Regions from separate parts of the Mus musculus genome. Here region 2 is linked to region 1. The links are chromatin contacts, found by Hi-C or POLR2A ChIA-PET in ENCODE. All regions are on one chromosome and are shown on one strand. The core of a region is the stretch at or near the end of the contact, and the rest is flanking DNA. Distances in the headings are between cores, read along the strand shown. Region 1 has its middle 39 kb from the start of Nfat5. Region 2 holds the start of Nfat5 (nuclear factor of activated T cells 5).

Region 1 (2,700 bases), core at 170-2,669:
TATATATATAATTTTTTTGAGACCAGGTCTTTCTATGTAGTTCAGGCTAACCTCGAATTAATGATCTTCCTCAACCTTTCAAGTGCTGGGATTACAGATATGCATAGCCATCCTAGTTTGATTTCTATTACTGTGATAAAACATTGACTGAAAGCAGCTTGGGCGGGAAGGGTTTATTTCATCTTACAGCTAACGGCACAACAGGGCAGAAAGCCAAGGCAGGACTTCCTGCTACAGGTAGGAACTGACGCAGAGGCCACGGGAGAGCACTGTTTCCTGGCTTATTCCCTACAGCTTGGTTTTTGTTTTCTTTAGACAGGGTTTCTCTAGCTGGCCTAGAAATCACTACATAGGCTGGGCTGACCTCGAACTTGCAGAGTTCATCTGGCTCTGCCTCCCTAAATGTGGGGACTAAAGATTCACACACTGAGTTCCAGGCTAGTCAGGGCTAGAAGTGAGACTCAAACACACACACACACACACACACACACACACACACACACACACACATCCCAAAGGAAAAGGAAAACACAGAAACTAAAGATGTTTTTATTTAAAAATATATATATACTAAGCCAGGCGTGGTGGCGCACACCTTTAATCCCAGCACTTGAGAGGCAGAGGCAGAGGCAGGCAGATTTCTGAGTTCGAGGACAGCCTGGTCTACAGAGTGAGTTCCAGGACAGCCAGGGCTATACAGAGAAACCCTGTCTCGAAAAAACAAAAAACAAAACAAAACAAAAAACCCCAAACAAACAAAATACTTATAGATGCCTTTGTACTGGAGTTTTTAACAACAGGAGTTTATAGCAGCATTTTAGCCTTTACAAAGTACCCCAGAGCTTTGATTTTTAAAAGAGATGCGGTAGAGGCTGGATATGTGGCATTGCAGTTAAGAGAGCTTTGCTCCTCTTATAGAGGACTGGAGTTTGCTTCTCAGAATCTACACTGGGCAGCACACGACCACCTGTAGCTGCCGCACCACATGGTCTGACAGGCTGTTCTGGCCTCCACAGCTACCCACGTTCATATGCACCTGCTCTTACACAGACACGTTTAAAACATAAAGTAAAATAAAAAAGTAAATTCAAAAGAAAAGAATTGTGGTGGGTACGTGTGTGTGTGTAATCACACACACACACACACACACACACACACATACACACACAAACTTAAAACATACCTACGAGTGGAGACTAGAGGTAGGGTAGGAATTGGATATGAAAAAAACTTGGAAGGAGCTATTTTTCAGTTAGTGCATGTGTGTGTAACGTATGTCACTTTTGATTCATATGACTGTATGATGTATAAAACATTGTATTACCAAAAGAACAAGCATGCTTAAAATGAAAGGGGGGTGTTTAATCCCTAGGCGAGACTCTGGGGTGGTGGCATCTGTGAGGGGGTGGCATTCTTAGGGCAGCCACACCAAGTAAGCATCTGCTTACTCCGTCCTGGCTCCACCCACCTTAGCTGATAAACTGAAAGCAAGTCTGGGCTCCCAGGGAAAAGGCCAAGAGTGGCTTGCAGCCTGGTTCTAGAGGGGGCAGAAGTAAGACACTCTTTCTCCCCTGTTTGTTTCTCAATGGCAGAAATTCCTTTTAATCTCTCACGCTACAACAGGGAAGAACTTTACCTGCAGGTCCTTCCTCAGGGAGATAAGATAGACCTAAATTCACAGGTTAGTGTAAATGTCTGTCAGAGTCTAATACATGCCAGGCAAATGCTCTGCCGATTGAACTACACCCCTAGCCCCAGATATAAGGCTCTTAGAGGCTCTATCTCAAAAACACATTTTGTGAGAGATCAAGAAGCCTAGAAGAAGACCCTGGACAGATGAATATAAGGTGACGAAGCATGGCAGACAGTCTGTTTCTTAGTATTCTAGTCTGGGCCAGACCTAGATGAGAGAGCTCCAGGAAACAGAAACCAGGAGAGTCCAGCTGCGTCTGAGGCTAGGCCTGAGTTTAAGTGTCAGCTGCTTCTTTGCTGTGAGCTCTGGTCTGAGTGTTTAGCCTCTGGGAGTCTGTTTTTCCCCCTTTGTGAAATGGGATTGCTGATAAACCCTATGACTCATGGGAGCAGAGAGGAGAGCATCCGGATAGTCGAAGGTGGCGCCGCGGAGAGTGAACTTTACACGGCCAGCCCCCAGGAGTCTTCCTCTACAAGGTGTGCAGGGGCCACCACAAGGCCACGCATGTGGTTCAGAGGAGAAAGGTGACGGAGAGGAGCAGCCATATGGAACAATACCAAGAATGAAAACAGGGTGGTGGGTCTGACTCACACGGTGACTCACTTCCTTGCCCAGGGATGCTCTGAGCCAGGGCTGCTTCTCCCAGGTTCGCTCTCTGGGGAGAAGATATCCCTGCCCTACAGGGAGAGGGAATCAGGGCATCACCCTGTACCCTCCATGTTCAGTTTCAAAGGAGAGCTCAATCAGTTGAAACCTTCAAATTTGAATTCAGAAAATAAATAGACTAAGATCCAGTCTTTAGAAGAAAGGACAGCTTTTGATGGGGGGGGGGCAGTTACAGGGACCTTGGAACTCTTTTGTCCTCTTCTGGATTATCACATGGATATCTGTACCCCACAGGACAGTGGGAAGGCACAGAAGAGTGTCAAGAAACTGAAAAACTCACCCATAATTCTGTTATCCAGACTCAATCATAGGATTTGCCTTAGTATTTTTCCACTTAATTT
Region 2 (2,700 bases), core at 52-2,551, 39 kb after region 1:
TCAGGAAACAGTCTGTGGTGGAGGTGAGGATGTGTTTTTGCAACGGAAACTTTTAGCCCCCGAGAACAGAGCAGCCAAAAAAATCTCATTTACATGTTTTCCCTCCATTCTCCCTTAGCACAGTGAAAAAAATGAAAACCCGTGTGGAAGAGTATGTTTGCTTACTTCTCTCCCCCTACCCCACGCACGCGTGTGCATTACACACAAGCCATGTGGACTCACATGATCCCATTTTTAAATTGTCTTTTATTTTCCACTCCGGAGTAAATTCGACCATTCACTATCAGAGACATCATTATACATAAACTTAAACAACAACAACAACAAAAATCAAAGCCAGGCATGGTGGTACTCTTCTGTAATCCCAGCATTCGAAAAGCTGAGTCAGGAGAACTGCCCTAAAATTGAGGCCAGTCTAAATCTACACAGCGAATTGCAGGCCAGCTAGACCTACATAACAAAATCACCTGTCTAAATAAATAAATAAATGCAGTCGCCGTAAATTTGGTGTGGTGGGTAACGTGGGGGGAAAATATTTTCATTAAAAAGAATCAATAGCCGAGCATGGTGACTTCTGACCGGCAGGGGCAAGCACAGCTCTGTGAGTTTGAGGCCAGCCTGATCTACATAGTGAGCTCCAGGCCAGAGTGGGCCAACAGAAATCATCAACAACAAAAAAATCCACGAACAGGAACAACAACAACAAAATCCACAAACAAAACTTGGTAACTCGTGATGGTGGTGGTGGTGGTGAGTATGGCTTGCCCTTTCTTAATTAAAAAGTGAGTCTGATAGCCCCTTGACCAGCTCACTGCAGACACTGCTATGAAAAACCCCGAAGGGCCCGGTTGCTGTCCAAGCTGTGGAACTCCATTCCCCAGTGCTGAGCTCCAGCGAGCGGGCCTCGATCGCTGCAAGTCCCTGGAGGGCTTTTCCCCTCCTGGCTGACATCCAGGTCCCCCAGGGTCTGTGTCCTCCTAAGTACACCACGGAGCAGGGCCGGCCGCCTCAGGCTCGCCGCCACCAGGTCGAGGCAAAAAAAAAAAAAAAAAAAAAAAATCTTTTCCCTTCTCAGGGCCCCAGAAGCCAGGCCGCCTCCCTCCACCCTCCCTGCTGGCTGGCGGGGCCCTTTCCCAGCCCGGGATCAGCAGCGGCCGCAGCAGCGACGGCAGGAAGCGAAGCCCTTGTTGATGCTGTTCCGTGGCGCGCCTGTCCGCCCTCCGCCGGCCGCCAGGCTCTTCCGGGCTCCCGGACCTCCCCCCCTCCGCGCGTGCGCAGTGCCCCACGAGGGGGCGGGGCTCAGATTCCTGTCAGCGGCGCCGGCGGTGGCGGCGGCCGTCAGTGTGCGCTGAGGAGAAGCCCGAAACGGACCCGTTTGGCTCTCCCTCTTCCCCTTTCCCCGGTCCGAAGCTTCTGGTCTCTGGACTCACCGGGAGTCAGTTCTCCACTCCGCAGAGCTGTTCCCTCCACTCCGCCGCCCTTCTCATCGCTCGGCCGGGTGGGAAGTGACTGCCCTCGAGGAGGAGGAGGAGGCAGCGGCTGCCGCCCTCGCCTCACCGCCCCCGGTTCGGTGCCCGCGGATCCCGGAGAGGAGGTGCCGCCGCCACCGCCGCTCCCCCCCTCCCGCTGCCCTCGGGCCGGGCTGGGTCGAGCTGCGATGCCCTCGGACTTCATCTCATTGCTCAGCGCGGACCTAGACCTGGAATCGCCCAAGTCCCTGTACTCGCGAGGTGAGTCAGATGGGGGGGTGGGGGGGTGGGGCGTGGGGGCGGGGAGCGCGAGCGCGCGGAGTCCCGGGCTGGGGTGGGGGGGTCCCCCGTCGGGGCCGGGCTCGGGCGGGCTTGCCCCTCACGAGAGTCCTGGGCTGGCCGCGGAGGGCCAGGGGTGATCCCGGAGCTGCCGAGCGGCGCCCCCCTCCCCAGCGCGGCGCGGCGCGGCGGCGCGGCGGGGGGCTTAGGGTCCGCGCGCCCCCCAGAGTCCTCTGCGGTCCCGGAGGTTCGCAACCTGCCGGTCGGCGGGTCCGGACTCCACCACACTCGGCGGACTGCCGGCCCAGTCCTCCCCCGGCTCGGGAATCACCCCACTGGTCCCGCTGCTGGGGACACCGGGGAGGGGGGGTGGAATCGGGGCGCCGCGGCTCGTGTCCCCCGGACTCTCCTCTTTGGCAAAGTTGCCCCACGCCGGGCTGCGTGGCCCCGAGGGGCTTCGGAGCTCAGGGTCACCATTTTTTTTTTTTTCTCCCTCTGGTCTTGTTTGTGCGCGGTCGTCCTACTCCCCCCCCTTCCCCGGCCTAGTCCACTCCCTCCCCATGTCGGGACGGCCCCCCTCGGCCAGGCGTTCTTCCTTTCCTCGTCATCTTCTTGCCTGGAAAAGGCCCCAATCTTCTTTCTCTCTTTCCACCTCCGTGACATTCTAATTACTTCTCTTTTACAAAGATAGGGATGCCCTCCTTGGAGTACTTGTATTCCTCTCCCTGGAGTACCAGGCTCGGGCACAGTCCTGCCCTTTGAGAAAAATTCTCTTCTGTTGCTGTTCAAGGGCTTCGTGCAGAGAGGAGGCAATGAACAGAAAATCCCATTTAAAACTACTTTGGCTAAGGCCTGCAGGGGATTCCCAGCATCTAAAACATTAATACTTGAGGTGATCTCTGCTGGGGTTAAATTCCTACACTGGACACCACAAGAATGTGTCAGAACAGGT

What was found. A loop is a pair of places that touch in the nucleus more often than their neighbours do. ChIA-PET counts read pairs that join two places held with the same protein, here RNA polymerase II (POLR2A).
Region 2: a loop to region 1 is called in a map of heart, with 1.9 times the contacts of the local background. The contact joins the promoter of Nfat5 here to the enhancer-like site in region 1. A Hi-C loop is called at or near these places in 6 of 37 maps with a recorded cell type or tissue (Patski, T-helper 1 cell, heart and 2 more). POLR2A ChIA-PET finds 5 or more read pairs at or near these places in 3 of 5 experiments (Patski and embryonic stem cell).

Annotation. Positions count from the first base shown.
Region 1 is chr8:107,253,097-107,255,796 of GRCm38, forward strand. No RefSeq gene overlaps it. Among named protein-coding and RNA genes, the nearest start is that of Nfat5, 39 kb to the right of the region's middle. Within about 2 kb of position 1,420, at least 1 of the 3 ENCODE cell types and tissues checked has a DNase peak (open chromatin) inside an H3K27ac peak, as active enhancers do; it is heart, where a contact is called at or near this core.
Region 2 is chr8:107,292,169-107,294,868 of GRCm38, forward strand. It overlaps Nfat5 (nuclear factor of activated T cells 5), which reads left to right and starts at 1,302. Exons shown (of 15, transcript NM_018823.2): 1 at 1,302-1,730. The coding sequence starts at 1,658.